2 separate regions of the Mus musculus genome follow, and region 2 is linked to region 1. Evidence: chromatin loops called from intact Hi-C (ENCODE). Cell type or tissue: left cerebral cortex. All regions are shown on one strand.

Region 1 (5,000 bases):
ATGGCAGAGATAACTGGGGGAAACTGCTTTTTAATTAAACTCTTAAATGATGACTTTGAAACATTCAACATTTTTCTTTTTCACAGACTTGTTTGCTCAGTTTTGACAAATCTCTCAGATGTCCCATTTAAGAAGCCATTTTACGAGGATTATCAAACATCCCTGACCTTCCTTTCCCCACAAAACACAAGCTCCCTCTCCTGACCTTTAGAAAGGGATTATCATTTAGGAAGATAAGCTGTTGGGTCACTATTGTCTACCTTGTAACCCCTCCAATTCTCCTTCATTTTAAGCCTATCTTTTTAGGTTGCAATTAATAGTAGGCCCAGAAAAATAAAACATACGCACGTCCTACCCCACTATCTTAGGAATAGCTCTAATAAATAAGGTCGTGGAGAAATGTTGCAGGTTTAGAATCTTAGCCAAATAGAATGTGTGTACATGAGTGGGGGAAGGGGCAGAACCCGTCCATTTAAGGGACGAAGTGCTCGGACATTCATCTCTGTCCATCAGCGTTAGCGTAAACACTAAATGGCTGATTATTTTTCTCACCCTCACCACAATAAAGGCAGACCTGGAGCTGTAGTTAGGAGGTAGAGAAGATAACCAATCTCCACGTCTGTTTTGGTAACAGATACCTGAAAATGGAAAATGGGGAACGCATCCACCCTCCAATCTGCCACAGTTGTACAGCCTTCCTATTAATTCTTTATAGACGTGAAATAGGTGGGCACGTAGCAACGTGCTGGGCATAAATTAAGCAACAATGGCCACGAGAAGTCCTGTCTGCCACAGAGGTACAGGGTGGGCACTGCCACCTTGCCATCCCTACTCCCCCCCCCCCCCATACACACGCCCTAGGCAGAGTCGGGGAAGGGGGGGGGTGGCAGAGCGCTAGCTTTTGGAACCAGCCTGTGGGTGGGGTAGGGAGCTGCGAGAGATGAACAACCCGGGCCAGCTTTGTAGCTTGCCCCCATACTTTGCGTCTCGAGCACCACTCGGCGCTCGCACGCACACATTCGCCCACACCCCCTCGTGCCGATAATTTAAACTTCTCCGAGGCAAAGCCAGCACCTCGGTCCGCCACCACCTCCCCCGCCCTCGCCGCCCGGCGAGCATCCTCCCCCTTTCCCACGTCTACCCGGATTCGCTCTTTCGCAGTAGAAAGCCGGCTGTTTTCCCCTGCACCCGGAGAAATCACAAAAGTTAAAATGAAGCGTGTGCCTGTCTGCCCAGAGTCTCGTCCCCAACCATCTTTCTCCTGGCGTCAGTTTTAACAATAGCTACTCGAGGAAGGGGAGCTGCGAGGAGGGGCTGAGGGCTATACAGCCGACTCAGCTCCCTGGGTAGCTGCGATGCCTCGCGGCTGCCAGTGAGTCTCCCTTTCCCGGAAGGCGGGCTCCGCTGCGTAGGACCAAGGACAGGGCTTGGAATCCACTGCCCAGCGCCCAGCACCGCGAGGCTCCCAAGCAGCTGCCACTTCACACTCACGGCTCCAAGGATCTTATTTACGCTTTTCTGAACAAAGGGAATCTCATATCCGGTATAGGCTCAAAGATTCGGCCCCAAATTGGCAGTCTTCTTTAAAATCTGAATTACAATCATTGGAATCCGTGAATCAGAGTCCTCAATTCTGGCAATGATGAGTTTTGACAGCTTCTAACCTTACCCCAGCCCCAGCCCAGCCCCAGCCCTTAGGCTGTATGTACTTTTTCCAGGCAACTACAACTCGCTGCCTGGTGCAGCATCTAAATTCCATCTGGCAATCCCATCTCCCCGGCACACGCTATCTAGTTAATGCAATTAAGCTGAGGATTTTCCCCACTGGTCTAATCTGCAAGTAAGTCCAGGGCTTCTGATTTCCCCAGTCCTCCGATTCCTTTGCGAAAGTAGAGGCATGCATTCCCCTCCAACATTCAAGTTATCCCTCTCTTCCCACGAAATGAACTTCCAACCTCAACCCCGAAGCTCACTGAACATGTAGCCTCCCATTGTAGCCTGCTGGATCTTGACCACATTTACCACTTAAGTTTCTATCAAGTGACATTTTCGAATATTCAGTACGTTAAGCATGCGTCCACTGTCTTCTAGTCTGGCTCTCAAGAATAAAAAAAATAAAAATAAAAATAAAAAAAAGCAAAGCAGTCGCTTTGAAATGAGGCAAACATGTGCAATTAACTTCACATTCTGTATTCCGCTCACTTACAGGTTTTCTGGGTTTGCCAGCGCATCGCTGCAACTAATGATTAAAGAAACCAAACCGAAACTTACCTTTCTCCCTTAAGGTTTTTGTGTATGTGTATTTTTAAAGTAACGGTGCACTTCTCCCAATAAGGATGAGCAAGAAGCTGCTGGATAGTTCTCTTAAGACAGCACGAAACCTAAACTGTGCTCGGCTTAAAAGAAGCAAATAAAAAGAAATGCTTTCGACCCCAAAGTCCAATGCTAAAAGAAATGATGAAAAAAAATATGAAAGGGGAGGGGAAACTTAAAAAAGAGAGTTTAAAAAGACGGAGAGACTACTCCTATTGCCGTTCAACTAAACAAAAAGGTGCAAGAAAAACAAACCAAGGAACAAAGAAAAGAGACGAAAGAACGTTTTTTCAAAAAGACGATGTCTTTCTCCGTGTTGCTTTTTAGTAGGTCGCTACAGGAGTAAGCTGCTGCATCTCTAAGTGAGAACAGAAATAAGGGGGGAGGACGTCTTAAAAGGGAGGTGGACTGGACCACAGATTTATAGCACCGTATCACCAACCCCTTCTCTGCCTCCGCACTGCCGTGTGTGCAGCTGCTCTGCCAGAGTCCTATCCCGGGCAGCACGCGCGGAAGTATACGCCGAGTTGCGCCACAACGCAACATGCTCATCGCCCCAGGTTTCTGATTGGGCGAGACGCTTCTATTGAGGCCGCCCAGGCGAAGCTCTGCTAGGTGATTGGCTAGGGACTTATGTCACTCTTGAGAGCTCAATGGAGTCCCGTTTCAAGGTAAGTTGTGCCGGGAGGTACACACTTAACACTGGCGGCGAAGGGAAATGCAAGAAGCAAAAAGAGATGGGAGAGAGAGAGAGAGAGCAACGTGGGAGGGAACTGTACTATGAGAGTTTGCGATATTGCACCATCTATTTTCCTCTTAAGTCTTTCTGCTTCCAAAAGATTCGTTTTATTTGCCCTCACGGCTGCATCTTTGGCATGTTTCTTTGTAATAGTAAACTGTCCGGTATGTATGAGTCATCGAGAGCGCCTCTCTTTGATTTGAGAGGGATTTGAACGTACACCCATTACTTGTCCGCATGCCTTTTTTGGTTTGTGTTCCAGTAATCTTTACATCTGTATTAGATATTGGGTAACTGTGTGTATGTTTCTCTATTTTAATATGTCCACCTCTTTCTCTCTCTTTCTCTCTCTCTCTCTCTCTCTCTCTCTCTCTCTCTCCTTTTAGAATAAGAATGAAATAGAAATGGTTTCAACTGAATCTGTACAGTTTGAACTAGCTTTCAATGTATGTCAGGGTTAAAAGGGGGTAGCAAAAACATCGTACTTAACAAAAACAAAAAAACAGGTAATGAATTGAAATAAGGTCCTTCAGTTGGAGGTAAAAAGAGCAGCTACATATAAAATTAAAACAAGCCACTCCTTTGCATTTGCTGGCAATACAGATCTTGAACCTCACAAGGATTGCTGACAGTAAAGATAGTTCAGCCTTTACCAGGTTCTTTTGAGAATTCAAAAGTTTGATCAGTAGACCAAGTGCTGTCTATGTCTTTGCTTTATAGATGAAGATTTCTTTATTCCAACCTCATGTTTGAGTAATATTCAAGAGGCTGAAGTGCAGGTTTATTCATACTTATTTCTTCCGTTAAGTGAAAGTGAGATTACTAAATTTACCTAGATGTATTTACAATGAGAAACAATATCCACCTAACTTAGTTCATTCCCAAGGAATTTTTCAGTTTTGACAGATAGCCTCAACTTCCTAAACAGTACATATATTTCTTACATAATCTCTCTTCTCTCAAAAATTATTTTACTACTATGTTTATTTGCTACTAGTCACTGTCCTTGATAATGTAAGAGAGCAAAGGCAACGGTAGAAATTAAACATTGCAGGAAGATGGAATGTCAGAGGGAAAGAGAAAGATGGTCTGAGAGCAAGTGACTTAGAAGTGGAAAGGAAATTGGTGTTCCTTGAGCGCGTCCTTGAGTTTGATAAATGATTAATGTAAAGAACTGGGGACCTGTTTATCCCCCGTTTAACCTGTGTAACAGTATCTAAGTTATATTATTTTGCATAACAACAACTAGGGTAGGAAAAGTGGGCCTGAATCTATGTGTATAATTACCATTTAGAATTATCATTTTGGAGCTCCCACCTCCTACTTTTTATATAACAATAGCTCCTTGGGGCTTAATTTCAACTTAAAACTATTAACTAGTCTCCAGTGAAACTACAGACAAATTAAGGGAAAAAACAGCAGCTTGAAGAAAAGAAGCCAGGAGACCAAAATATAAGAAAGCCTGCATCCCTGTTTACAATAGAAATATGAATAACAGCAGACTGGGTTTCTTGTCAAATACCTTCAATTCCTCTCACCTACCACCTCTGCATGGAAAAAAATGACAAAACTACACTACTGTTTGATTTATTCATTTATGCATGAGATGAACCATATTTTCTCCTTGTGATCATGTTCACACCCTGATATTGCATTAGTTCCATACATTCATAAAATAGTAGCAGTTTGAAGGGGATTCTTACATTGGTAAAGGCACAAGTACCTTTTTATGGGTGGAAACTAATAAAGACATTACATGGAAAGTAATAAAGCTGTTCATTCGAATGCAAAAATTCCTTAATTCTGTACATTCGGTATAGATGCTTTGTCTCAGTTTGGCAGAAGAGGAAATATTTTCAAAACATTGCTATATTCAACATGTTGTCTTTTCTTTGTAGATAGCACAGATTACCTGGGAAGCTGAAAATATCTTTAAATGGTGGCTTAC
Region 2 (5,000 bases), 290 kb before region 1:
GTTAGGTTTTAAACTACTTGGGCAGCCCAGTGCTTGCTAATGACACTTTTGTCTTCTGGATAAAGTCAACACCAACTGAGAGAGACAGCTATCCAACACTGGGTGGCAAATTTGATCTTATTTATTGGTATAGGTCTTTTCCTATTGTCCAGGTGCATCAAAACAGCTTAATAATTTTTCTAAGAAAAGGTCTCTAAAACTATTAGTGGACCTTTAAAAAGAAAAAGTTATCACTTGAACGAGAATAAAAGAAACCACTTTAAAATAGAATCAACAAACACATTACAGGGCAGACTGCCACCTTTCCCCTCCCAAACACATCACAGGCATTGCTAATCAATCACGGTCTTAATTGCAGCCTTCTACTCTGCTCCATGCGGTTTGTCAGCAGGCTGTACTAATCAATCTGTGCTGGTATTTTGGGTTGCTGGTATTTGTCACCTTGACTTTAAAGGTAATAATCATATAGTCCAAACATAAAATCACAGGAAATAGGCTCCCACTGCCTAAAAGGCAATGAGAAGGCAACCTTCGTTATCCAAAGGGCATGCCTGTCACTATCAGAAACGGCATCTTGTTTTACAATCAGCCATAAGACACAGCCTGTGGGATGGAGTGGCGCGTATCCTGGGAGGAGACACAAGAAGCTATGGAGACTTAATCAATTTACATTTGCTTCAGTGTGTGTCAATGGAGATAGTGAACATTTACTTAGTTGCACGGGCTTGGTGAGAAATAGCTAGAAAGCTCTACAGTGAGACGTGTTCCGGGACTGGCAGGATAGAAGGTGGGAAGGCCCTTTCCTTGTACGTTTCTCCCTGAGTGTTGAGTGATGGGTTTCAGTTTCTTCTTCTTAGAACATGTCTTTCTGGAACAACTGCAAAAAGTCCCTCAGAAAGTAGGTTAACCCCACCCCCAAAAGAGTGTTAAAAAGAAATGCCTACAACAAACAAAAATGAAAACCACCCACAGCATAGAAGATCACTGTCCAGGATCCATGGCATAGGTGACCACTGGCCAGGCTCTTGCAATTTCCCAGCCATTTCCTCGCACCACCAAAACTAAAAACAACTCGTCTGCTTTATGGTTTCGGGTGGAGTTTGCATTTGCACACTGCCTGCTTTATGTGTGTGAATCATATCATTTGATACCCTACAAATCACTCCTGTTAAAACATTTTTATTGATTCTTGGAGGATTTCTTATGTGTATAAACTGATCATTTCACACACACATACACACACACACACACTCTTCCTTCAACTTCTCCTACACCCACACCCACCCCTCCCAAACGCCGAACCTTTTTCTTAATGCACTAAGTCCAATTTGTGCTGACCACGTACTCCTGGCAGTGGGGACATCCATTGCAATGTGGCCAACCTACCAATGTTCACATCCTTAAAGAAAACTTACTCAGTGCCCCTGCAACCAGTAACTATCAATAGGTCCTCAGCAAGACACTGGGGCTCAGAGCCCCTCCCCCTATATGATGGAATGTTGACTGGCTTGACCTTGTCCAGGCAAGGTAGACCTCTGTGAGCTCAGGACTGCAGTGCTCCTGAGTGTACAGAAATCACTGCTTCACATCCATCTTCCCCATCGCCAGCTCTTACCATCGTTCACCCACTCTTCACATATGTCCCAGAGACTTGGGGTGACAGGGCATAACACAGATATCCCATGTGTAGCTAACAATCTGCTGACATTTATTCTACACTTGGACCAGTTGAAAGTTCCCCTGTTGTCTGCTGTCCCCTGAACAAAGAACTTTCTCAGATGAAGTGTGAGAACGGGGGTAATCTTACGGTAATAGAGAGATTAATTTAGAGGGCCATTAGATAGTATGTGCCTTTAGCAAAATAATAGGAGTAGGTTTACTCCTTGGGCTACAAGCTTTCCAACCTTGGGATTCTGACCAGATTTGTAGTACCAGATATACATTTCTTCCAATGGACTGGAGCTTAAATCCAATCCGTAAATGGCTGGTTATCCCCCAAAATATTTGTGCCACTGCTAGACACGTGTATACCTTGCCTCAGCAGCCATTATTATAGCCCACAGGGCTCACAGCTGAGTACAAGTCTAGATGACTTCCTCTTGACACAACCCACCGCAGAGCTTAATGTAAGCTAACCAGCAGGGGGAGCTTACAGTCACTGCCAACTTGTTTTCCCCATGCCTTTTGACCAAAGTGTGTGGTGTCTTCAGAAATAGGGTCTTTCTAGCAAGTTTACCACCAAGAGCAATGCCAATAGCCTGGCTTTTTTGTTTGTTTGTTTGTTTGTTTGTTTGTTTGTTTTTGGCAGTCTTCAGGATACTCCTGAGCAGCAACTCAAAAGCACCTACACCTGACACTGGGATTTTTATTTGTTATCTTATGGCTCGTGGGCAGAGCATTATCCCCTGCATATGGTAATTATAATTAAACTCAAAAGTGTACACACACGCGGATGTGTGTATTTGTGCGGGGGGGGGGGGTGGGGGGGGTGACATCACACTTATAAAACAATAGGTTTCCATATGTATTTTTTCAAATATCCTTAGTATTAGTTATCTTTGCCCCACCCTGTCCTCTGTCCTACCAATTTCATAATCATTCCCATTTTTTAAGCAGGTAACCAAGACCCGGCTATATTAAAGGTTCCATAGTCGCAGATACAGACATGGCCAAATTGGAGTTCGGATCACAAGGTTGAGAACAAACAGTGTTCTATTATGATCTACTGTAAATCTACCTCAGGGGAAAATAGCCCGTGCGTCTATAATGTGAATACCCTTAGGGACTACAGTCACTTATAGAGACACAGTCTCTCTCTCTCTCTCTCTCTCTCTCTCTCTCTCTCTCTCTCTCTCTCTCTGGCTTGAGTTTTCCAGGGTCTTCTCTTTTCCTAGATAATTCTGACTGGCTCATGTGCTATGTCTGTGTCAATGTCAAGATCCACCGCGATAGCTTCACTCTGCGCAACAGACAGAATTATTTAAGGTACTCTCCTCAGGAAAGGTCACTCCCTTCCCCTATATAGTGAGTGCCTCACCAGGCTGTGAGGAGCCACATTGGAGCAGTCAAGGAAAAATTTAAGCCACAATTAGATATGGCTATGTTAAAGCTATAAATATTCTCATAAGCTATTTCATTGATGGGAAAGAAGAAAATGAAATGGAAATAAGATTATTATTTCTGAGATTTATGCTCTTCTAAGAATATGGTCTGCTGTAATATTAACAATATTTAACACCTAGTCTGAAGCAGGCATCAACCAATGGGAATAAGCAGGCTAAGAAGTTTCCCTGCTGTGTCAGCATTATGACCCTCTTGATTGGCAAGATGTAAGAAAACCTGAGAGGTTAATGGGATGCCACAGGAACAGTCAAAGTAGTGAGCGCATAGTAGTAAAAACTGATCAGTGTATTGGTAGGGTGGAAGAAGGGCCCAAGGGAGAAGAGCAGTCCTGAATCCACTTCCTAAAACATCGTCTAACCTGTCAGAAAGAGTACATTGATGAGAGGTGCACAGAGCACAGAATCTGAGAACAAATGCCAAGAGTTGTTCCCACACTGAAGCTGCTCCAGGGGTCCATCCAGCAGTGGTCAGCCATGGTGGAGACAGGCCATCTGGAGTTGTGAGGATATCTTCATTAACATTCAAGCTGCATAACTAATTCCTTCCTCTCCTTCCTTGTCTATTTTAGATTCTATTTTCTTTGAACTTCCATGCTGCTTTTTCTCTGTGAAACAGCTAAGATGAAAATATTTTTATACAATCAAGTGCATGTTGAACGAACTTGGAGGAAGTTAGAGATGTCTGTTACATCGCTGCTTTCAGCACCCTTCCCTAATCACTTTTAAGTACAATAATTAACACAGATATTGGGCAAAGAAACACTCCTAGGAAATAAAGTTTGATTTCATCATGCATAGCATGTGTAACTTGGAGTCTTCAAAGAACTGGTGCAGTGATCTCAGCCAGGTTTCACATCAAATATGATAGTTAGGAGGAAAAGTAAAAAGGCAAGCAGAATAATTTCTCAAGTACTGTTAATGCTGGAAGTGCATACAGGTCCAAGGAGAGTTGGGTAAGCCCGAGGATGTCAACCAGAGCAGATTAATGTTGCCTCCAGTCCTGAGATTTATGAGACAGAGATAGGTTGTCTTCCCACAAGAATGGTGGGGTCCAAGGGGATAAAAAGACTGAATGCAGGACAAAGCTGACATAACTTATGATAACCTAAAAAAAACTGTGGATGTTGGTAGCCACCAAAAGTTGCTGAGAGAACCAACCTCACATGCCAATTCCTAGACTCCCCATCACTAAGGTGTTTTGAAAGGCCATCAGAAGCACTGAGTCAGCAAAACAAGAATGGCATTGGGGGAAAGGCTGTGCCTGCAGCAAAACAAAGGGCGGTTCCCAAACAGCTGCTTAAAAATTCAAGCCCCTTTCCCAACCATCTCTAGTGGTCCCACCCAATGAAAGATTCAAAAGCCCACCAAGCATGCCTATTGCCTGGAGCACAAAGCAGGAGCTTGCCACAAGCTGCTGCAAGCTTCATATCTACCATCTGTCCATACATATGCCTGAATCGCCTCCAAAGCAGAGTGGTCTCCTCCTAGCCTATGAGTGGCTTTCATTGGCAGGTTCTAACCTGGAACCACTGGGAAAGGAGTGTGCAGAAATGGGCTTCCCAACCCATCCTTTGTAAAGCCGTCCATGTGAGTGGAGCAGATTTCAAGCTGGCAACTGCCAACTAGTAGCACAACAGAGCGGTAAGGGGATATTAAGCATGCACTTCCAAACCCAAATATCGTAAAGGTACCAAATTTCACTCAACTACTTCAAGACTAGTCAATTACATATTAAGATATCAGTAGGTAAGAGACAGAAATCTTACATGGGTGTTTTCTAAAAGATAAACCATAAACCAATCACTATAAACCTATGATTCTCCAACTTATAAAAGAGAAGAACCTGCAGTGTATGTGAAATCCATCATGAGGAACATG

What was found. Peaks named below come from ENCODE experiments on the same cell type or tissue, not always from the same donor. Only the 100,000 strongest peaks of a DNase experiment are listed, where the experiment ranks them.
Region 2: a loop joins it to region 1, with 2.5 times the contacts of the local background. A loop is called at or near these places in 7 of 42 quality-filtered maps.

The regions. Positions count from the first base shown.
Region 1 is chr4:91,373,665-91,378,664 of GRCm38, forward strand. It overlaps Elavl2 (ELAV like RNA binding protein 1), which reads right to left and starts at 2,832. Exons shown (of 8, transcript NM_001347149.2): 1 at 2,272-2,832. In left cerebral cortex, a CTCF peak has its summit at 3,014; DNase peaks (open chromatin) are centred at 1,101, 1,372, 1,727, 1,952 and 1 more place; H3K4me3 peaks cover 3,351 bases; H3K27ac peaks cover 2,759 bases.
Region 2 is chr4:91,082,040-91,087,039 of GRCm38, forward strand. No RefSeq gene overlaps it. Among named protein-coding and RNA genes, the nearest start is that of Gm25244, 87 kb to the left of the region's middle. In left cerebral cortex, a CTCF peak has its summit at 2,126 (motif pointing right); a DNase peak (open chromatin) is centred at 2,118.